Linked DNA regions of Homo sapiens: regions 1 and 2 are each linked to region 3. A link is an interaction called in ENCODE POLR2A ChIA-PET data of the cell type or tissue named here. Cell type or tissue: GM12878. All regions are shown on one strand.

What was found. Peaks named below come from ENCODE experiments on the same cell type or tissue, not always from the same donor. Only the 100,000 strongest peaks of a DNase experiment are listed, where the experiment ranks them.
Region 1: POLR2A ChIA-PET joins it to region 3 with 5 read pairs; 2 of 35 experiments call an interaction of 5 or more read pairs at or near these places.
Region 2: POLR2A ChIA-PET joins it to region 3 with 5 read pairs; 2 of 35 experiments call an interaction of 5 or more read pairs at or near these places.

What each region holds. Positions count from the first base shown.
Region 1 is chr5:149,801,812-149,809,811 of GRCh38, reverse strand. All of the region lies in intron 1 of PPARGC1B (PPARG coactivator 1 beta), which reads right to left. Among named protein-coding and RNA genes, the nearest start is that of MIR378A, 73 kb to the right of the region's middle. RefSeq lists a cis regulatory region at 3,799-3,809 and enhancers at 3,732-3,876, 3,466-4,115, 4,767-5,576. In GM12878, no CTCF peak of the experiment used is centred here; DNase peaks (open chromatin) are centred at 3,831 and 4,701; H3K27ac peaks cover 5,723 bases.
Region 2 is chr5:149,773,346-149,781,345 of GRCh38, reverse strand. The region is part of intron 1 of PPARGC1B (PPARG coactivator 1 beta); the gene reads right to left. Among named protein-coding and RNA genes, the nearest start is that of MIR378A, 45 kb to the right of the region's middle. RefSeq lists enhancers at 622-701, 3,713-3,892, 7,637-8,000. In GM12878, a CTCF peak has its summit at 5,365 (motif pointing right); DNase peaks (open chromatin) are centred at 525, 4,175, 4,705, 5,365 and 1 weaker place; H3K27ac peaks cover 5,750 bases.
Region 3 is chr5:149,676,658-149,684,657 of GRCh38, reverse strand. No RefSeq gene overlaps it. Among named protein-coding and RNA genes, the nearest start is that of PPARGC1B, 50 kb to the left of the region's middle. RefSeq lists enhancers at 3,845-3,894, 3,985-4,304. In GM12878, no CTCF peak of the experiment used is centred here; DNase peaks (open chromatin) are centred at 3,787 and 6,627; H3K27ac peaks cover 1,305 bases.

The DNA.
Region 1 (8,000 bases), 130 kb before region 3:
CCTCGATTAGCACTTATCATTCTCTGCTATCCCCTGCCTCCTTTTATCAGTATGTTTTTAAATTGTGGTAAAATATAAATAACATGAAATTGATTAATTTTTTTTTTTTTTTTTTTTTTTTTTTAAGAAAGGATCTCACTCTGTCGCCCGAGCTGGAGTGCAGTAACATGATCATGGCTGATTGCAGCCTTGAATTCCCGGGCTCAAGCAATCCTCCCGCCTCAGCCTCCTTAGTAGCTAGGACTACAGGTGCACACCACCACTCCCAGCTTGCTTGCTTGCTTATCTATCTATCTATCTATCTATCTATCTATCTATCTATCTATCTATCTATGGTAGAGATGGATCTATCTATCTATCTATCTATCTATGGTAGAGATGGATCTATCTATCTATCTATCTATCTATGGTAGAGATGGATCTATCTATCTATCTATCTATCTATCTATCTATCTATCTATGGTAGAGATGGATCTATCTATCTATCTATCTATCTATCTATCTATCTATCTATCTATCTATGGTAGAGATGGATCTATCTATCTATCTATCTATCTATCTATCTATCTATCTATCTATGGTAGAGATGGATCTATCTATCTATCTATCTATCTATCTATCTATCTATCTATCTATGGTAGAGATGGATCTATCTATCTATCTATCTATCTATCTATCTATCTATCTATCTATCTAAGGTGGAGATAGGGGTCTTTCTGTGTTGTCCAGGCCGGTCTCAAACTCCTGGGCTCAAGCAGTCCTCCTGCCTTGGTCTCCCAAAGTGCTAGGATTATAGGCATGAGCCACCATGCCTGGCCCATTTTAAACATTTTTAAGTGTGCAGTTCAGTGGCATTAAGTACACCCACATTGCTATGCAGCCATCACCACCATCCATCTCCAGAACTACCCCCATTACTAATTTATCTACTTGTTTACTGCTGCCTCCCACAACTGGCAGCTCCATGTGAGCAGGGGCTGTGTCTGGGTTTGCCTTGTTGCCCACTGTATCCCAAATGCCCAGCATAATGCCTGGCACATAGTAGGTGCTCAATAAACATGCGTTCAAGAAACAAAATGAGTGTCTTGTAAAGGGTATAGGACCGTGTACAAAAACAAGAGAGCGCAACATGTGCATTTTTTCCACACAGCCCCAAGACAAGACCAAGCTTCCTGGCAGCCTCAGTCACCAGATAACAATTTCAGGTTTTGTCAAAGTCTGTGGGGGGCAAAAACGCTGAGAGTTCAGTTTCTTTCCTGGTTCCAGGCCCCTCTACAAGGTCAAGAATGAAGATACATGATCACACAAACCACCTGACATCAACACTCACCATTTCAACACATCAGCTCTACCGAGAGCAACATTTTATCAGTTGCTGAAGGGCAGGCACAAAAATAGACTGCAGGGATCAAATGCCATCCTCAGCTGCTCTCTTGACTCTCAGGAGTGAAAGGCCCTGGCATCCAAGGACCCCAGGGCCTGGGGACCTGAAGGCAGGGGTCAGCTGTTCCAGTAGTTCACAGAAATTGGGAGGTGGAGCTGGGGCTGGAATTAGGGTGCCTTACACATCAAAATACTCAGTCATCAAGGTAGATCATATTTTAATGCAATTTTAAAATTAATGCAAAATATCCACCCAAGATTAACAAAATACCAAAATTCTAAGTAAAGGTGAGGTCAGTGGTGCCAATTTTTTCCCTCTTGCCTCGGTTCCTGTAGGGCTACGCATGGCCCCGTTGCTGTTTCTGCCTTTGTTTTAAAATTGGATATTTTGTTCAGCATGGATATTTATATCAATTATTTTTTAAACACTGATATAAATAGGATTGATCTTGACGACTGAGTTTTTTAGCATCTCCTTAAATTTTGTGCCAGAGCCAAGTGCCTCCTTTGCCTTACCTTAGCCCTCACCTGGGCGGGATTAGATGGAGAAAGTTACTGTTCATGCAGGTGACTAAAATGGGACCATGTCTCGGGTCACGCCATTTAGTGGGGCCTCAGTTTCAACATCTCTGCAATGGGGCCCATAACCTCCTAGTTGCTGTGGAATTGCTCCAGCCCTCATGAGGTATTTAGGAAAACTGTAAAATGCTTATAAGAAACTCTCCAGGAACTGTTATTAAATTCTTCTCAAAGATGGTGAATGGCCTGCCAGGATGGGGGGTGGCATTCAGCTTTGAGGTGAGTTACAAAACACGTGCCCTATTTCTAATGAAAGGAGTGAAGTTAGTGAAATGCATCGATTTTGCTTAAGAAAAGAAAGAGACTGGAGCAGATTCCTGGTTCTTCCTGCAATCAGGATGTCCTCTGGCAGTCTACTCGCTGGAATTCTGACCTTGGTCCTGAGTCGGAAGGAAAGCAAAGGGTGACTGTTGCTCATGTCACACGGCTGAAGGGGCGACCACTGACACCCTGCTCATGAGCTGGCAGGTGCTTCCTTTCCTTGCCATGTTGTGTGGGATTTCCTCAAAATTCAGATGTGCCTAGGGACATGCCAGCCATCCTCCTGTGTCAGGAGGATGACAAAGTACCTGACTTTGGGAGGACAGAAAAGTGCTGGACTGCTGATAGTTTTATGACATGGTGAATGGACTTAATGCCACTGTTTTGTACTTTATAAATGGTAAATTTTAGTCTGAGCAACGTGGCAAAACCCTGTCTCTAAAAAAAAAAAAAATACAAAAATTGGCCAGGCACAGTAGCGTATGCCTATTGTCCCAACTACTCTGGAGTCTGAGGTGGAAGGATCACCTGATCCCAGGAAGTTGAGGCTGCAGTGAGCTGTGATGGTACCACTGCACTACTCTAGCCTAGATGACAGAGCAAGACCCTGTCTCAAAAAGGAAAAAAAAAAAGGGTAAATTTTATGTTAGGTACATTTTACCACAATTTTTTTTAAAAAGTTGGCCAGGCACAGTGGCTCAAGCCTATAATTCCAGCACTTTACGAGGCCAGGGTGGGTGGACGGCCTGAGGACAGGAGTTCGAGAGCAGCTGACCAATATGGTGAAACCCCGTCTCTACTAAAAATACAAAAATTAGCTGGGCATGGTGGTGGGTGCCTATAATCCCAGCTACTCGAGAGGCTGAGGCGGGAGAATCGCTGGAACCCAGGAGGCGGAGGTTGCAGTGAGCCGAGATCACACCATTGCACTCCAGCCTGGGCGACAACAGCGAAACTGTCTCAAAAAAAAAAAAAAAAAAGTCCCAGAGACCTAAAAAAACAAAGTGTCCCACACACTCCATCTGGAGGTGTTTTCTGGGGTCCTATAGTGTCCACGTTCTCTGGTTCTATTTCCGCATCTCCTGCCCTGGCTGGCAGGAGAGACCGAGGGAGCAGGGCCAGGGCTCAGCTGAGAAGCCCTTTTTCTTGTAAACACTGTTATAAATAACCCAGAAAGAGGTAGAAAGGGGGTCCTGGCAAGAGAGTGAAGGTCAGGCAGCCCCTTCATGGCATTTAAGGAAATGTCATGCTCAACAGGGCAGCAAGATGCCAGTGCACACCTTCAGCCCAGTGCTGCCTGGAGCTGACTGCCGCCTTGCTGTCATGCCAGAGCCCCCAGGCAGCACTCACACACCCAGGATATGCAGCCCTCTCAGGTGGCCGGCTCCTGGGGTTTATGAACAGACAGGGGACCCTCAGGTGGGTGGACAGGCAGTAGGTAGCTGGCGATTCCCCCTTCCCAGTAGGCTGGGGGCCTCGGCAGGCCAGAGCTGAAGTCAGTTCCCCAATAACCCAGGCCAGGACTCCACACCAGCCTGGGCTTGTCAGCCAACACATGACCAGGCCGAGGGAGAGATGACTCAGCAGTGCTCGGCCCACAGCTGCCCCTGCTGCTGCACAGCGTGGGAGCTGGAGGGGCCTCACAGCCCATCTGGTCCTGTGGTTCCCACACTGGGCTCCCTGGGGAACCCCCACAGCTCCACCATGGCCCTGGGCTTTGAAATGGGAGGAATTATGAAAGAGTTAATTAGGTTTCCCATGTTTATTAACCAAAAGTCATATAGTGGCAACCCATCATATTCCTATTTAACCAGAGTGAATTTAACATTATGTGATTGGCAAAAAAGATAAATAGGCCAGGCGCAGTGGCTTACACCTGTAATCCCAGCACCAAGGTGGGTGGGTCAGATCACCTGAGGTCAGGAGTTCGAGACCAGCCTGGCCAACATGGCAAAACCCCATCTCTACTAAAAATACAAAAATTAGCCAGGCGTGGTGGTGCACGCCTGTAATCCCAGCTATTCGGGAGGCAGAGGCAGGTGAATCGCTTGAACCCGGGAGGCAGAGGTTGCAGTGAGCCGAGATCATGCCACTGCACTCCAGCCTGGGGGACACAGTGAGACTCCGTCTCAAAAAAACAAATAAATAAATAAATAGCCATATTTCTATTTCTTTCTTACACATTAGAAGTAGGGTGATGTATCTTGCATGTGAATTCTCTATTTGCATAAACTCATATACACGTACCTATTTTCCATATACACTACTTTGTAGGCTATTTAAGGACCCTATGATAGTTAATTTGACCCAAACCCCAGACTAAGAAACCACTCCCCAAGTCCATGGTATTTACCACTCAGGGTGTCTGAGCAGCCTGTGAGAATCCAGCAAAGTGGGCATTCCCCATGTTATCTATGTGACTTTGAAAGAATGGGGAGGGGAAAGTTCTCCACACCTGTTAGTACCTTTGAGAGTCTTCCTGGGTTCCAGAAGCCCAGGCAACATCACGAAGGAGGAAGCTCCCATCAAGAGGGGCAGGGCTTGCCCACCATGCCCAGCGAGCTGGAGGCAGAGCGGATACCAGGGCTCATCGCTCACTCTCCTGCTGAAAACCCTCCCCTGACTTCTCATTGCCCTTGACTAAAACCCGGAGTCCTCAGGGGCCGAGTGCAGCTGGAGCCTGCCTGCTTTCTCACCACCTCCTGGACTCTCCCACCCTCCCTATACAGTAGGCATGGTGGCCTTCTTCCTTCCCATGGAACACAACCCTCTGTCTGGGGCTGTCCACCTGGGACACCTCCCCCAGGTCCTGGGGCCACCTTCCCACTGTTCAGTCGCAGTGAGAGAGGCCTTCCCCAACACTCCAATCCTTCCACTCACGGGGATTACATCACTGTGGGTTTTTGTTTTTGTTTTTTTGAGACAGCGTCTCACTCTGTCGCCCCAGCTGGAGTGCAGCGGTGTGAGCTCACCTCACTGCAATCTGTCTCCTGGGTTCAAGCGATTCTCCTGCTTCAGCGTCCCGAGTAGCTGGGACTACAGGCATGCTCCACCACCTGGCTAATTTTTGTATTTTTGGTAGAGATGGGGTTTCGCCATGTTGGCCAGGCTGGTTTCAAGCTCCTGACCTCAAGTGATCTACCCACCTCAGCCTCGCAAAGTGCTGGGATTATAGGTGTGAGCCACCGCACCCGGCCGCATCACTGTGTTTTAAGCATAGCATGGAACCAGGGACCATCCGTCTCCTCTCCAGAATATAAACTGTCCAAGCACCTGGCCTTGTCCTTTGCTGAGTCCCAGCACCTGGAAAGGTGCCAAGCACTGAGTAGGTGCTTACTAAACCTTTGCAGGACGGGAGGGTGTGGGGTGGAGGCGCAGAGGCACTATTTCCCAGGACAGTTTTGGCATCTCTGCCTCACACTATCGTGAAGGCTGCAGTCTCTCTCACACTAACCCCCCTTTACCGGGGGTTGAGGGGTGGTTTCCTTCCGCATCCATTTATTCCCTTATGGAAACTCCTGCCTTTCCTTTTCCAGTGGGTCAGATGATGAGAAACGCAGACCCACAGGCTCCCAGATAAAGCTGGTGGGAAAGAGGTTCTCTTTGGCCCCAGCAGGCTCTCCTTGGTCATGTGGTCAGTGAGGGCCAGAGGCCAAGGGAAGCCAAGGAGGCCTGCTGAGCAGACCACCACTCGCTCAGGTCCTGCAGACTCGAGGCTCTGGCTGGCCTCCTAAGCCACAGCTGAGCCTGCCTTATGTAGAAGTGCGTTCCAGAGCGAAGAACTGGGCGAGTACAATGAATCTGTGTCAACTGAATCACACGTTTCCACACTCCCTTCTTCTCAAGTAATAGGGATGTGTCCTGGGGTGGGGGTGGCACTGCAGCAGGCTCCCCACCCCTGGGCCTCCTTACTGTGTGCTAATGACAGAATAACAGGCACCTGAACTAGGAAAGGGGGAAAATCAGATGCTTGATTGCCACCCAGGACTAAGAGAAACAGGCAGGAGGCGAGGAACTCTCTCAATGACAGAACAAGGAGGTGTTTTGTCAAATGAAGCCCCTGCCATACGCACATGTAAGTACCACGAGAACCCACTTTCCTGCCCTACTAGGTTTCTCCCACTCTACTAGGACTGGTGGGTCTCAGGGCTCATAAAAATCCTTTATGCTGTAAATTAGATATTCTCCCATTTGACACTCACAACAGGGCAGAGGTTAAGCCATTTTTCAAACAGGAAAGCTGAGGTTCAGAGAGGGAAAGTGAGCTGCCTAAAGTCACAGAGCAAGTCAAAGACAGGACCAGGACTAGAATCTCAAGACCTCTGAGTCCTAGTGGAAGCAATAGTAGAGAACACTGGATGGGGAGTCACAACCTGAATCCTCTGTGCTAATAGTATGAGATTTGGGACAAGTCCCTCTACTTCTCTGAGCCTCAGTCCCCCATATTCCAGCACTGGTCAACCTCAGAGAGCAGACAACCAGGGCCCTGAGACATGCAGGGTCAGCACGTGGGCAGGGTGGAAAAGTGTCAGGTGCCCCATCAGCAATTCCTAAAAAGGAGGAAAGACAGTGGAGGGGGTGGAGGTGGTGTGGATTGAGGGCTGGTGAACCCTCAAGTGGGAGAATCCCTTAAGTGGCAAGTGGGAGCTCTGCTGGCTCCTCCCTATGCTACTCATGTTGTGGTCCATGAACTAGCAGCATCAGCCTCTCCTGGAGCTTATTAAATACCGCAGCCCTTCACACTCATCCCAGACCTCCTGAATCAGAATCTGCATTTTAACAAAATACTCAGGTGATTCATAGGCACATTTAAGTTTGGGAAGCCAAAAATTTTAAATCGAGTCAGATCCTTATCATGTGACCATGGATGCAACACCTGAGTCCTCCCAGCCCCAGCTGCCCCATCTGTAGAGATAAAGCTGTGTATGCCTCACAGAAGTGTCATGAGGGCTCTGTGTGATCACGTATGCCAAAAGCCTAGCCCAGAGCCCGGCAGGTAACAGCTGTCCAAACTGTTAGCTTCCTTCCTTCTCGAGAAGCCAGAAGGAAGGAGGCTTCTGCCTCCATCCCAAATCCTGCCTGCACATCTGGGAGGGGAGGAAAAGACCCCCATGGGGCCACAACAGATGGGGACAGGGTGGGAGCAGAGGGAAAGGAGGAGAGGAGAGGAAGTCAAGAAGAAAAATAAAAACAAGCAGCAGAGACCATCTGAATCCCGGGAGGCAGGCAACATGCAAAGCCCAGAGACACAACCGGTTCAGCTCACGTCGCAAATTGAGTGCTGCCAGAAGCCAGCAAGCCAGGAGGGACGGAGGAGCGAGGGCCACATGGCTGTGTCCTTTCAGACCGTGTAGGACAATGCTCTTCCAGACCAGCTCTGAACTGGTTCCTGAGGTCAGGGCAGACACTACACTGAGGGTCACTGGAGCAACCAGACAGAAGCTGGGGCCTTGGGCCAAGTCCTGAGAAGGGTCAAAGTGAACTGGAGAACACTTATCCAGAGGACCGTCAACCAGAGGAGCTCGGGGGTCAGGGACGGGGCGGTGCTGAGCTGTGTAATCTTGGCCAAATGATTTAACTTCTCCGGGTCTCAGTAAAATAGGGTACACCCACCTGCTTAGGGTTCTTATGAGGATTAACGAGAAGGGCTTCACATAGTGTCTAGTGCAAAGTAGATACTCAAAAGACAATGGCCATCAGTGAGATTACTACACAAGAGTCCTTAAGCAACTACAGCTGCAGCCTCTCTGGGTTGCTGGGCCTTCCTGTAGCTTCCT
Region 2 (8,000 bases), 97 kb before region 3:
AGGACAAAGGACAGCCAACCTGTCAGGTGACCATGCACCTGCCCTCTCATATCTCCCATGACAGGAAGCTCCCTACTGCCCAAGGCAGGCCAGCTCATGCCATCTTTCATTCAGAAAGCTGCTTCTTTTTTTTTTTTTTTTGAGATGAAGTCTCGCTCTGTCACTCAGGCTGGAGTGCAGTGGCACAATCTCGGCTCACTGCAACCTCCACCTCCCGGGTTCAAGTGATTCTTCTGCCTCAGCCTCCCAAGTAGCTGGGATGACAGGTGCCCACTACCATGCCTGGCTAATTTCTGTATTTTTAGTAGAGATGGGGGTTTCACCATGTTGGCCAGGCTGGTCTCAAACTCCTGACCTCAGGCGATTCCCCCGCCTTGGCCTCCCAAAGTGCTGGGATTACAGGCATGAGCCACCGCGCCCTGCCGGAAAGCCCCTTCTTAGCTCGAGCCAGAACTTCCCCTTCTGACCTCCACTTACCAGTGCCACGCCTCTCCCGTGCCAATGTTTGCAGGTGGCCTGTTTCCTCTGAGCTGCACACCTCTACTGCCTCCACCCATGTGGAAGAACACCTGCTTTACAGTCATCCTGCTTTTGATTCTGTTTTCTCTGAGAGCATATCTGTTTGGCTACTTTGGTGACAGAACCATCTCCTCTCTAGTTCTAGGCCCCAGCTTTCTATTAATGTGCCTAATGTTTAAAATTATCAATAACTTTTTGAGATTAACTATGCTTCACATTATCTAACCGCTGACACACAACTACCCCTCCACTGCCAAGGACCTGCAAAACTAGAACAACAGGAATAACAGATCATCAAATCAACAAGGGCCTTAGAGACCTTTAGTTCAAACCTCTCACTGTACACATGGGGAATCCGAGGCCTGGAGAGGGAGAGGGACCCTGTCTCAGGTTCAATGCTGAGACAGTGGAGAGCTGGACATCTTCCTCCCAGACTGGGACTGTGCCCACTAAACATTAGTTAAGGCTTGATTTGAAATCCTGCACCCAATTCAAGGTCAGGAGAGCCAACGTGGGTCACACACTGAGAGCTGGTGACCAGTAAGGATGAGAATCTGAACCGGCCAGGCCTGGGGCCAGGTGGTCACACGGGGCTCTGGCTGCTCATCCTGCGCTGGAGCCTGTGCTCTGGGTGTGTGGGTTTTCGATGCTCCAATCACACACGGCTCTGCTCCCGTCTGTCTCCCAGCTCCCAGACCCTGCAGCAGAAACAGGCTTTGTACCTGTGGGCCTAGGAATTCATCCCAGCTTTCTCTCCTTACACTCCCCTAGGTGGAAAGCCCTTTCACTCAGACCTCCTTTCAGCATCTTGGGCTGAGGACACAGTCAATCACTTGCTGCCAGCCAGAGGGTATTAGGAAATGAAAATGACACCAGCAAACAGGAGAGATCTTGTGCAGACCAAGGCCAGGGGAAGGGGCTGGGAAGGGGCTCCATCTACTCCTTTCTCAATCATGGAGCACTAAGCCTCTCCCTGCATCCCGGATACATCCTGGGCAACCCCAGCACACAGTGTCGTGGGAAGGCACAGGCATGCCCTAACCTTGCCACCTCCGGAGGCCTCTCACATCTTCCTCCCCAGCACACCTGTGGCCTCCTCTTGGAACCCCTCCAGACCTTTTCAAATTCTCTTTTTTGCCAGGTAGTCTCAAAAGTCACTCCTGGAACAGGCTTCCCTGTTGCCCCCTCCAGCTGACTCCCATTATTTCCTCCCTCCCTGGACTTCCCAGAGCATGTTGCTTTTTATCTGATTTGTCTCCTTGTTTCTCTCTCTCTAGAGAGCTCCAGGGATGCAGTGGCCTGCTGGTCTTTTCACTGTTGTATCCTTAGTGTGTGCTATACAGTAGATGTTCAATAAAAACCTCCTGAAGGCATGGATGTTGCAGTGGTGCCTGAAGTGGTCCAGCAACACTTTGTGAAGATGGGGGTTTCAAAACTTGGCCTTGAGGGCAGAAGAGGCAGCCCCTCCCCCAGACGCAAAGTGCCCATTGTATTTGTTACTGAGCAGCACTGAGATCGTGCCAGGCATGGTGTATGCACTCACCCCACTGAACTCTAACAAGCCTCATCCCCATCTTATCAGTGGGAAGACAAAGCCAGAGAGGCCTGGCAATCTGAGACAGTGCAGCCAGGCTGTAGCAGAGACCAGACTCAAAATTCAGGACTCCTTTCCATGGGCTGCACTCAGATTCAGAGTCTGGCTGGGGTCAGATCACGATGGGCCTTTGGTGTCCCGAGGAGTCTGGACTTTGTCTCAAGGAGTCTCCTCCTTCTGAGGAGTCTAGTTTTTGTGACATTCAAAAACTAGGCCTTATTGGGAGTAACAGCTTTCTAGGGCTCCCTAGACACTGGTCTGTGACGAAACTCCCTCTCAAACACAGATGCTAGGCATGGGTCATCTCCCCTGTGAGATATTTCTAAAACTTTCTGGATAATCTCTTTTTCTGGAATCCTGGAAAAAAGAGGATGGTTTTATGACTACACACACTCCATAAAACTTTCCTTTTTTCAAACAATGAAACTGAGGCCATGAGTGCCAGGTTTTATCTGTGGTCACCCAGCCACAGCCAAGCAGTGACAGATCCTGTGGCCTGGGGTGCTGGTAGGGGAGCTTGGGCAGGAAGGGGCGTGAAGGGCTGTGACTTGCAGGAGGGGTGAGCCTTGCTCTATGAGGGCCCACGACGCCAAGCCCAGGCTATGGTGGGAGCTGAGACTGCAGCTCATTTATTCTAAGGAAGCCCTTGTGACCATCAGAGCTGCCCAATGGCAGCCGCAAGCAGCTGTGGGAGGTCATGAGGACTGTGTGGCCACTACCTGGTGGGATGGCAGGGATGCAGGTACTCTCCATGAGACAGTCCTGAAGGTCCCCAACCCAGGGAGCCCAAGAGCCCCGCTTCTGCTTGGAGCCTCCTCTCCCTGCCTCTGGAGTCTCTCTGGCCACTGGAGGGCTAGGCTAAGTCAGGGAAGCTCACAGACCTCTTCTCCCATCACGGAGTTGCAGACTGGCGGGTAAGAGACAGACAGACTAAAGCCTTGCCAGGAACCCAGGCCTCCTCACCACTCTTGGGTCAGGGGCTGCCTCCCTTCTGTCATCCCCTCCAAGACAAAGCACCTGCTGAGACCCAGCTGATGCTGCTCCATGGATACGAGCAGCCAGGTACTCTGTGTGTGTGTGTGTGTGTTGCTGCTCCATGGAATGTGAGCAGCTGGGTACTCTGTGTGTGTGTGTGTGTGTGTGTGTGTGTGTGTGTGTGTGTGTGTGTGAGATGCTGCTACATGGATATAAGCAGCCGGGTACTCTGTGTGTGTGTCTGTGGGGGGGGGAAGGGGGGCACTGCTACATGGATACAAGCAGCCGGATACTGTGTGTGTGTGTGTGTGTGTGTGTGTGTGTGTGTGTGTGTGATGCTACATGGATATGAGCAGCCGGGTACTCTGTGTGTGTGTCTGTGGTGGGGGGGGAGGGGGGCACTGCTACATGGATACAAGCAGCCGGATACTGTGTGTGTGTGTGTGTGTGTGTGTGTGTGTGTGTGTGTGTGTTACAAAGACAGTTTTTAAATCTCTACTTCCAAGTGTCCCCATCTTGGGAAGCTAGAGGCCCTGGGTGGTGTGGTTCTCATGGGGAGAGAGGACCAAAGAAGGCAAGATGTGAGGATGCTGGGGGAGGGGCCGGCTGCCCGGCAGTTTCCTTAGGAGACCCAGTCTGTAAAAGGAGTGAAGAGGCCTCTGGGACCCATGAGGGACAAGGCAGCCACTTAACTCTTCCCTGCCTGCGTGGGAGGGTGGCGGAATTTCCCAACACACTCCTGAGCTCAGAGCCAGGCAGGCCCCCTCCCACTCCTGATTGTCAGCACCACTCAGGCCAGGCCTCACAACCGGGCAGGGGCTGCCAATGGCCCAGGGGGTGGTGGCTTTTGGAAGGAGGTAGGAGAGTTTGGGTGGTGGGGGGAGGAAGGGAACAGGTTCTGCAGACAGAGAGCTCAGCAACCGTGGCATGTGTTTCTGGACTTCCCTCTAAAGTTTCCACATCTGTAAAGTGGGCAGAGCATGTGTGGTGAGCAGGGGTCTTTGTCGGTCTATGTGTGTTTGGGAAAATTGAGAAAATGACTCTAAAGCCAGGGCATATACTAAGTGCTTTTGATAAATCGTAGATGAAAAAAGCCACAAAACTGCCTCAGCAAAAACAAGAAGAAGAACAGATTCAGACTGAATTCTAGCCTCGCCTTGCTGCTTAAGGGAAACCACACTACCTTCTGAGGCTCAGGCCCAGCACCTGCACAATGGGAATAACCTCCTTCTTGCAAACTGAAAGGGCTCCCCACAAGGACATGATCATTAACAATAATGGAAGAGCTGGGCTGAGGGTGGGGAAGGACTCGGGACCAGGAACTGGGCAAGAGCAAGGGTGTGTACACACATGTGTGTGCAGAGTGCAGGAAGCCAGGAGAGCCTCTCCCTGTCCGCTGCCAACAGGAAAAGGTTACGGGGCCATTTCCATTGTCAACTGAGAACCACATACACAATCCTGCTCAAACTTGTCTGAAGCCCCAGAGCTAGCAAGTGGCAGAGAGGGGATGTGAATGTGGGGCTAACTGCTGAGGCCACAGTGCCTCCGTTACACTACAATGGTGGCCTCTGGGTGGGTCATTCCCAGGGCCCCAGATGTCTTCATTGCATCCTAGCTGCAGCTGACACCAACGACCCACCCAACTCTCATCAAACCAGCAACCACCTACACATGCTCTCAAGATCCCCTAGTTCAACGAATGCCAACCACAGCAGTATTACTGCCAGGGAGCATGTGGGTGTTCCACCTACCACAATGATTTGACTTGGAGATCTGGGATGCAAACTGTCCTGAGTGCCTGGGGCAGTCCTACACAATGCAAAACTGTCCAGCCTAAAAAGCTTTGGGGTGCTGCTGGAAGTTGAAAAAATAAAAATAAATAAATAAAAAAAACCTTTGGAACCTCTTTTGGGAAACGCTGCATAAGGCAGAATTTTTGTAGTGCAGATAGGAAAACCAAGGCCCAGAGAGGGAAAGGAATTTGCCCATGGTCTCATTGCAAGCTAGCAACAGAAGTGAGGCTATGGTTCAGCCCCTACTACTCCCAGTCCAATGTTCTTTCATCACCTACACTCTGCTGCCTTTTCTATGACACCTATTAGAGTTAGAATAGAATGTACAGGGGTTCAAAAAGAAACATACTTGTATGAAGAGAAAGTTAGTAACAATGACAGAGGAAAAGAGGTGGTATCTTGGTATGGCAGAGAAGGAGGTGGAGGGGAAGAGGGTTGGGCAGTCTATGTATTCTTGATGCTAACCACTAGGGGGCAATACTGGCTTTGGACAGCTTGGTTATGTCATAAGAATTTGTTAGGTCAGGGAGAGGAAAATGGAAGGACTTATTTCTATCCAATCTGATTTACTTTCTTTAGACAGTCCAGTGCACCTAATGCCACAACTCCCTTTATTGTTGCATGTGGAGAAAGAGAAGGGGGTAGGGGGTGAATTGGAGAAGGAGATCCAAAGGCAGAATCTGATCAGAAAATCCAGAGCTCAGATCCCTGAGTGCTTCCTGGCTCCCATCCTAGGACAGGGAAGAGTGTGGGCATCACTAGCCAAAGCCCCTACCACAAGGCATGCCTAGCTGCAGACTCAGCATGCCTTTCTAGGTCTCTCAGAAAATGTTTATCTCAAGTGTCAGCTTCAATTAATTGGGAGGACTACCTGAAGCCTTGTTTTGCAGTGGATTCTGAGGCCTCTTGGAGCTCAGGGGTAAGAGTGTGGAGACTGAATTCGTTCTGTCTGCCATGGGTGCTGAAAGGCGCATCTCAGCTCCTGCACCATCTCAGTCACGACCTTTATCCCTGTGGCCACATGCGTCACCCTACTGCATCCTCCAAGCAACCTGGGCGGCAGGCAGGGCAAGAATCACTGAGCCTCTGTGAAGGGAAAGAAGTTGAAGACCTGCAGGGCCACGGAAGCTGTCCAAGGTTACACAAGGCCGTGATGATAGTGGGGACAAGAACCTAGGCTCCATATCACCTCCTATTACCACTATGCCCTGCCCTCTCCAGATCCACAGAAAAATGTGCATTCTCAGCTGCCTCTGCCCCCACTGGGCTGTAGTTATGGCTTCTACAGTAACGCCCAGAGTAGGAGGTGATAGTTCAGCCATGTGGGGCTGGCAGGAGGCCTCCACAGTAGGGAGCTGCCCTACTCCACCCCTACACAACCCTCAGCTGCCAATGAACACAGCCCACCAAAGGGAGAAGGGGGAAGCAATTCTAGGTGGAATTGTGGAACCAGTTTCCCCTGCCTGCTGTGGCTGCAGCTCGCCCGGCTCTCTGGCTGTGGGGACATGCTGCTCCACTGAGTCCCAGATGAGCCCATCTAGATCCTGGGAAGCGCGAGTAGGGATAGAACCCAACCACTAGACAAAATGCTCTCAACTCCCAAAGCAGCAGCCTGGTCTCCATGACTCCCATGAGTGGATCCTGGAGAATCTGTCATCTTCTGAGAAGGCCTGAGGATCCAGCTACAAATGGAGTTCTGCAAGTCAGTATAGGGCCAGAGGCAGGAGGGAGAGGGGGTGAGGTTCAGGCCTGCCCAGCTGCCAGGTCACACATGGGGCAGGGACCTAGTCATTACAGGTCCCTAAAGCCCTGGCACCCTAAATAGAGACAAACTCCTAAGAGGTGTGGCCTGCATGCTAGATGAATGAATGAACAAATGAATGAATGTCAAAGCTGGGAGTCCTAGAGATCATCCCAATCCCCGCTAATGCTCGGATGTGATTATTGTGGTCAGGCCGGTCATCGTGGGACCAGAAGCCAGAAGGATTACCAGCGCCGCAGACCTCTACTGATCCGCTGCTATATGCCCGGCTCACTGCTAAATGCTATATGCCTTACCTGTAGCATCTCATGGCAACCTCACAGCACCCAGGGCTATGCCAGATTTTTAGCCCTGCTGTGCAGGTGAGGAAACCGGAGCCCAGTGCACACAGTCAGTAGCAGCAACACTAACTTTAACTCAGGCCCCGACACCCATTCTGTAAACTTCTCTACGACGGTGTCCCCTCACTAGGGGGGAACAGGGGACTCCACAGGCTCTCTGCCTCATGGCTGCTGCAAGGTGCCACCCCTGGACTTTCCGCTGGGGCTCTGATGCCCATGTCACCATGGCCTCTCCCCAAAGGGAATTCAGGTCAGAGCTGAAAGGGGGACCCAGGACAAGTACCTTCTTTGCTCTCTTAACTGGTGCTACAGTGGCCAAAGCAGGAGGGCTCAGGCTGGAGCCCTGAGGCTCACCACTGGACACCTGCTTTCTGACTGGCAGGTACAGGCTGCCATGCATCTGGGGACAGAGCACCAACATTCCAGAGAAATGCCAGTGGGGTGCCTGGCAGCAGAGGTGGGGCAGGCTGAGCCCCGCCCACAGTCCCCAGTTCTCATGAGAGTCACCAACACGCTGGGCAGCCAGTTCCCTCCTGAAGTTTGCACTCAGCTCCCATCTGAGAGGGATGGGAGCTGAGCCTCCCCCACGCCTCCAAGCGCTTCACCTCACACATCCATTTCCAGCACATGGCCACCCTGCCGGCCCCATCTCAGTCCCTCCCGCGGCCGCTCTGCCTCCCATCACCGTGTCTGTTAGCCTCCTCACATTCTCAGTGCGTAACTACACACTGATTTGGATATGTGATTTCCATCTGTCTGTCCTCCTCCTGACCCCTGTCTGTGAAGGTGGAGCTGCCTTTTGTGAGGAGGGACCTGGGAGGGACCAGGCTAGAACAGAGCAACCAGCCAGGCAGGGGCCAGGCTGAGACACACCTAAGAGTAGACGCTGCCTTGCCCCACTCCTGCCCACGGGGCAGAGCAGGAGCCGCAGGTGTCTTCCCCTGTGTAGGCAGCACTGGCTGAGGAGGGTCAGCTGCCAGGCTCACCCATGCACCAGCTGCACAAAACATGGCAGA
Region 3 (8,000 bases):
ATGAAGACTGACCGCAACCCTCATACATTGCTAGTGGGATTGCAGAATGCTGCAGCCTCCCTGAAAACAGTTCGGGAGTTTCTTATAAAGTGAAACCTTTATTTAACATATAATTCAGCCATCTCATTCTTAGGTAATTTCCCTAGAGGAATGAAAACTTACATGCACACCAAAACGTGTACACAAATGTTTATAGCAGCTCTATTCACAATCACCAAAGATTAGAAGCAACTCAAATGTTGCTCAATGGGTAAGTAAACTGTGGTTTGTCTACTAGACCACCACCAGAAACCTACTCAGCAGTAAAATGGTACTCACCACTGATACATGGAACAACTGAGTGAAAGAAGCCAGTCTCAAAAGGTTATGTGTTGTATGATTCCATTTACACAGCATTCTTGAAAGACAAAGCTAGGGCGATGAAGAGCAGACCAGCGGTTGCCAGGAGTCAGGGCTGGGAGAAGGGCGTGACTATCAAGGGCAATTCGAGGTAGTTTTTTGGACAGATGGAACTGATTTATATCCTAATTGCAATGGTGGTTACACAAATCTACATATACGTTAACATTTGTAGAACTGGCCGGGCACAGCAGCTCACACCTCTAATCCCAGGCTTTGTGAGGCCAAGGTGGGTGGATCACTTGAGCCCAGGAGTTTGAGACCAGCCTGGGCAACATAGTGAGACCCTATCTCTACAAAAAGTACAAAAATTACCTGGGCATGGTGGCAATCACCTGTAATCTCAGCTACTCGGGAGGCTGAGGTGGAGGATTGCTTGAGCCCAGGAGGCGAAGTTTGCACTGAGCTAAGATTGCACCACTGCAGCAAGGCTCTTCAAAAAAAAAAAAAAAAAAATGTAACACACACACAAGTCAATTTTACTGCATGTTAATTGTCAAAATAAGAAAAACAAGTCATCAGTGGTATTGTCATTCCGACTCAGCCACTCACTCCCAGCCTCTCTTTCCTCCCTTTTCCTCATTCTCTGCAACCAGAAACTCCTTAAAGAATAGGCACTTCTACCCCCCAAATATTTGAAGACGTCCTTAATAACTTGGCTTTGTTACTTTTTTTTTTTTTTTTGAGATGGAGTGTCGCTCTGTCACGCAGGCTGGAGTGCAGTGGCGCAATGCACGATCTCGGCTCACTGCAACCTCTGCCTCCCAGGCTCAAGTGATTCTCCTGACTCAGCCTCCCATATGGCTGCAATTACAGGCGTGAGCCACCACACCTGGCTAATTTTTGTATTTTTAGTAGAGACGGGGTTTCACCATGGTCAGGCTGGTCTCAAACTCCTGACCTTGTGATCTGCCCGCCTTGGCCTCCCAAAAGTGCTGGGATTACAGGCGTGAGCCACCATGCCCGGCTGGCTTTGTTACTCTTAATACAAAGGTAATTTTTTTGGGGGGAAGAAGTTAAGGGAGGGAGAAATCATAAAAGAAACATGTGATGTAGAAACAAACGCCCTCAGGAATCCCACCCTCCAGAATGAGCTGCTTTGGAGGAGCTTCCACCATGACCATTTCAAAGCAATTTTATGCAGCTCTTTCCTCACAAGGTTTAGAACTCATAGGGTCGGATTTACTCCAATGGATTCTTCAGGTAAACGAGGAGGGCCTGGGGGACCATGACCTTAAAGGGTTGACATCTGGGACGCCAGCCCATCCTCACATCAAGTAACAGCATTTCAAGGTTGGATGGAGTCTTGGGGTAATCTAGTTCATCACAGGCCATGCAGTTCCTTCCTCTCTCTCTCTGTCACCGCCCCCAGGGAGGCACTGTCTCTCACGGTAGCATCTTCCCCTCAGCCTCCCTCCTGCTCTGCACAACGGCTGCTACATCCCATCAGCCAAATGCATTTGAGATCACTGGTTCAATCATCCAGTCAACGTTTGACAAATCATTCATTCATTTGTTCCTTCCTTCCTTCCTTCCTTCAAAAGTACTTACTGAACACTTACTATGTGCCAGGCACTGGGCTAAGTTGCAGGAATATCTCGGTGAACAAGATAGACACGGTTCCTGCTTACATTCCTTTCAGAGACAGATACCATAAATTCTAACACACATTTCCATAACAACTGTGCTAGAGCCTGTAAGACAGAGTTACATGGCGTGGTGAGACTGAATCTGGCCAGGTCAGGCTTCTCTGAGGAAAGAGCTATTAATCTGGGCAGGAGTTGGCCAAGTTCAGCGCAGAGGGAAGGGCATTTGAGACAGATGGAACTGCGTATGCAAGGGCCCGAGAGGTCAGGGTGGCTCGACCTCTGACCAAGCCATTGCTAGTGGGATTGCAGAATGCAATTGTGGGGACACAGCAGTGGACAGGGCACAGTGAAAGTTCTCCAGGGAAATGTTCTGGGGACTCTTGCCACTGGCCTTGAGCCTTTCTTTCCTGTTCCCTGGTGGGTCCTTCATCTGAAACAGAACATTTTCCGTAGAGGCTCAGAGTATGGGATCTGGAGTCAGACTGTTATAAACCATCTCATCTGGGCTCCATCACTGACTATGTGTGTGCAAATGGCAGCAACTTAATCTCCCCAGGTCTCATTTTTCCCACCTGTAAAATGGGTATGAAACTATAACATGCGTTGTTGTGAGGATTAAGGGAGATAATCCACATAAAGTCATGACCACAATGCCTGGTACATCAGCAGTGCTCCATGCATGGTAGCTAGTGTTGTTATTATTGTTCTTATTAATATTTTCAGAGGCACCAGGGTCCTTGACCCTGGAGGTGCAGTCTCTTTATGGCTAAATATGGAGTTAACACAGAGCCAGGGAGGGTCTCCCAGCCCCTGGATTCCTAGAGACAAAAGTCTGGGCAATTACTCGATTGGAACATTCCATGAATCCATCAAGTAAGTTTTGGAAGTGGACTTGTGTTTGTTAGTGACACAGACAGAAGAGTGGAGGACAGCTAAGACCCAAGAAGATTTCTTAGATGACAGATGTGTGCTGCTAGTTGACATCGGCTCCCACTCCCCACCCCGCCTTCCACCCCAAAAACTGGACTCTCTTCCAAAGGATTCCAGCGATGCTCTCGGTAAGGAGAACCCCACTAAGTATTCTCTGGGCTGAGGAGTCACGGGTTCTGCCTTCCCAGAAAAGCACCTTTGCTCCACTGGGAGAATGCCTTTGGACTGATAAAGACTCTCTGAGTCCAGTTATGGGTAGGAATACTGCAAGGAGGTGAAGCTATTTTTTGCCACATGCTCTATCTCTCCAGCAGGCACAGTGACATTGCCCAGGATCCAAATAGCCCTAGCTGTAGAAGGTCATGGAGTTGAAGGCTAGAAGGCTTGGCTCTTCCAGAGCCAGGGTGGGGGGTGGGGGGACTATTTGCATCACCACTTGGGGGAGTCCTAAGACCTTTAGCTGTCCCCCCACCTTCCGTCCCCTCGCCCCAGCCTCAACCCACTGTCCACAGGACTCCTGTGGAACCCATTCCCCCCTGGGCCCAGAGTCTGGTGGCAACTGTTTATTTTTAGCCTTTGATTCCCCAAGAATGCAAGAGTGGGTGCTTGTGGAGCAGGGGAGGGAGGAGGGAGGAGGAAGAGGAACTTCAGGGCTTGGAGGGCCAAGGAGGACATAGCCCAGCCCAAGCCCAATTTCAACCCTGTGACAGCCTGTGGCAGGGTCAGGGCCAAGTCCTCGCCCTTCTTGGCCCACCCAGCTCAGGACCAGGTTGGGCTTATGCCTCCCTGTTCCCCTTTTCTTCTTCTCTGAAGGCCCTAGAGACTCATGGGCTTTCCGTTCCTCTTTTGAGCCACCCCCATGCTCTCAGTCCTCTGGAGTTCTCATTCTCAGCCACAGTGGGTGCATCACAGGACTCCTCAACACTTCCCTTCCTCCTGCCTCTGAAAAGACATCTCCCCAGCCCATCTCCTTTTGCCTGCCTGGCACTATAGTAGGCACTTAATACATATGGGTAGACAGAGGCTGTGTTTCATTGCTTCTTCCCATAGGCAGAAGGCCTGAATAATGGAAGAACCAATAAGAGGAAGTTACAAAGGTTTAGAAACTCTTACCAAACCCTTAAGTCATTGTCCCTGACTGCCTGTTTCCTGAGAAGTTCCCTGGCACCCCCAGGGCTCATCTTTGCCTCTGTGATCCTGAAGGAGATGCATTTATTCTTCCTTCCTCTTCCATTCTACCTTCAGCCTTTCCTTGGTCCTTCTCTCCAGGATACCTAGGCCCTGCCCCACAGCCTACATGAGAGTCTGCCAAAAGGGAAATGGGCAGGTCGTGCTGGCTGAAATCCTGGCTCCAAGACACACGAGCCGCGTGACCTAGGGCAAGCTGCCCTGGCCCCTGCAAGAGATCATACAGCTCTCTTGGGGGTTGCTGTGAGGTCTTGGAAGAATGTGCATAAAATGGCTGGCAAACAGTAGGTGCACAATGAGTGGTTGTTATTGTTATCATTTAATAAAGAGTGCAGAAAAACAAGCCTTCTTTTTTAACATCTACTTTCACTCTATACCTGATCATTCTTCATGTTGGTATCATGCCTTAATATGTTACAAAGCACTTTCTCCTCCATTAGCTCAGCTGATCTCCACACAACACCTTGAGAAGGGCCAAGTCATTGTTGTGGGATTTTTGTCCCCACTATACCGATAAAGATATTCAGGCTCCAGGGAGATGTAGAACTGTCTTGCTCATCATTGTGTGGACAGCACCTAAAGCAGGGCCTGGTCCACCGCAGGTGCTCAAAACAGAACCGAGCAAAATCCTGTTGAAGAAATGGCCTATACAATGTCACCCTACAGCCACCTACCCTTTCCTCATCAGTAAAATGGGAATTAACACTGCAGGACATCAAGTTACGACTCTAGAATTCAGCTACATGTTAACAGGCGGCAGGGGGTGAGGCATGTGTATCCACACCCTCTCCCCTTCTTCCCAGAAGGGAGACTGCCTTGGTCTTTCAGGAGAATAATTGGGAAATGCCTTTGACAGGAAGATGGGTATAGCTCATTCCCTGAAGATCCTCAGAACAGACCATCCCTGTCCTTGCGTCCTGGTATTTTGGTTTCTTCAGCTGGGAGCTGAATTTACGAGAGAGAAGAGGGGCCTGAGTGTGTGCAGTCATGGGAAGCAAATTCCAAGGAAGAGGGAAGGGTTCCAGAGTAGAAATTATGATTCCCTCTAATATTGACACCTTGGGGAAAAAGATTCTGTTGCATTTGGAAGAGATGGGGTGCGGTGAATGAAAATTTAAGGGAAAATTAAACTATGTGCAATCTCTTTTTAGGTGAAAAATAATTTCAGTAATTTAGGGACATAAAAATCCATTATGTATAAGTTGATTTTCTCTGCAAGTTATCATAATCAGTATATTACATTTCAAAGTGTAATACTTCAGGCAATAATTATAAATCTGTGGTTTACTTTTAATTTGGTGATTTAAAAAAAACAAATGGAGCTATAGCTATTAAATTTTAGGGAGTCTCTTCAGTTTGCCTGTTGATTAAAAGCAGAGGTCACCCACGCTTGACTTCAGTAAAGCCTCTAACATTTTGAGCGCTTGGGGTTTAAACAGAGATCATACATCTTTAGGAAAGTTGCTGAAACTATAGGAGGGAAAATCCCCAACTCACTGATAACAACATTTGTCTCTTGGAATTTACGTCACCCTTCTAAATGTACACTTTATTTGTTAGAGACCATAAATCCTATTTTCCCTTAAAATAATTTGCAATGCTTTTATATTCTTGGAATTCGTCTCATTATATTACAGAAAGGAAAAATGGAAGAAATAATGATTAAAGCTGATATTTTTTGAGCACCTACTATGGACGATACTGTTTGAAGGACTTTCCATGCACGCATTTATTTAATTCTTAAAACAGTTCCCCAGTTCCTCATAACATAGGTACCATTATTATCCCCATTGGAGGAAGTGATGTGACTTGCCTAATGTCCCATGGCTACTAAGGGAAGAATCAGGATTTGTGTCCCCGTTGAAAGCAAAGTGGTGGTGAGCTAGGGTGGACATTAGGCACTGGTCAGCCCTAATGTTACCTCTCCAGAGTGAACTGGAGCAAACCACCCTCCTCCAGCTGCGCTGTCCCATGGAACCATGTGGAACCCTCTCGTTCCCCGGATCCAGCCCCAAAGGGAACATTTTTGTGACTTAGGTAACTAATGAAAGCATACCAATGCTCCTTAAATATTGCTTTAGATTTTTGAACTCAGAGCAATTTTAAATGCCTTAAACTTTCATTTTAAAAGGATTCATTCCTTAAGACTTTTTTTAGATTAAGAGGTCACAGGGGCAAGAAAAAGCCAATTTCCAACTCACTCCCAATTCCATATTTTGCAATCATGCTCTAAGGAGTCTGTCTGGGGCCTTGTGAGGAAGCTGAACGTTAAGATTACATTCTGGTCCTTCCCATTCATTTGTTTCTTCAACCATCCTTATTAAGCACAAGACACTGCAAAAGGTGTTGGGCACACCAGTGAGAACAAGGCTCTGTCCTCATTCAGCTTACCTTCCAGGAGTAGGTGACAACTGGCAATAAGAAGTAAACAAAGAGAGAGATTCAACTGTGGTGACTGCAGAAATGCCCTGAAGGAAATCCCCTGTTTCACAGTCTGGCAGTGCCCATGCTGGTCAAGCTCCCGGGCACTGGGGCCTGGGGAGTGGAGTAGGCAGGAACACACCCACCAACATCAAGATCGAAAGTTTGTAAGAGGAAGCCCCCAGGAACGGGAGCACTGAGTTCTCAGTCTTGCAACAACAGCAACTCCCCAGGCCACAGAGAGGTCGCTTCCCCTTGGCGACCAATGCCAGACTGCCCTGCTCCTGGTGCTCAGGAACTGTACTGAGTACCAAGCTGACACCGGCGACAGCCTCACATTCTAAACCTTCCTGTGGCTTCAGTTTTAGACACCACTTCAGGAGAGCAAAGTATACCTAACAGTGTTTGGACAACTTATGTTTTCTTATTTTTTTATTTTTTATTTTTTTTTGGAGACGGAGTCTTGCTATGTCACCCAGGCTGGAGTGTAATGGCACAATCTCAGCTCACTGCAACCTCCACCTCCCGGGTTCAAGCGATTCTCCTGCCTTAGCCTCCCGAGTAGCTGGGACTACACGTGCACACCACCATACCCAGCTAATTTTTTTTGATAGAGATGGAGTTTCACCACATTCATCAGGCTGGTCTCGAACTGTTGACCTCAGACAATCCACCCACTTTGGCCTCCCAAAGTGCTAGGATTATAGCCATGAGCCACCATGCCCGGCCTTGAATATTTTATCTTTGGGGAGATTTGCTTTTCAGGCTTAATTTCTTTTATGAACCAAAAAAGTTACTAGAATGAAGTGGACACTAACCTTACCCCACACTGCTAACTCCCACCTTCATGCCCAGGACCCAGTGGGAGGATCAGGGTGGAGACTGCCTCCTGTTGTTATTCTGACAATAAGGAATGTCCCAAGAGGCCCCAGGGTTCCTGGAGCCCTTTCCCATCCTGGATGTCAACGAGTCCTCACAACTGGGAGGAGGAGGACATAAGTGCTTACACACAGTTTCAGGACTCCAAACCCAGTGCTCTTTTTACTATCCAAGTTTTTCCCAACCTTCTGTCATCTGAGTCCTCCCCTCCTGTTTTTTGCCATAGCTCTAGACCACTTGTACCATTATTTACTTAATATATGTTTAAAAGTGGTCTATTTTCCCCCTTAGCTTAAATGCCTTAATGAAAAATGAAACTCGATATCACTGCCATAATTGGAAACTTGATATCACTGACCATAAATGGAAGGCAGCCATAAAAATACATGCAATGAAATGTTATCAAATCCCAGCTAGACACTGTTGCCTGCTGAAGGCTCTGAGACTGAGGCTTGCTCTCTCTTTATAGAAAAGGGAGGTTAGTAAATGTCAGAGAGGTGTTGGAGAGTCTAGCACCCATTCAAGGCTTTCTCCTTGAAGAACTGAAGGGGAATTGAGAAAGGGATGAACTTTTCTGCCAGGTGAGTCAACTCT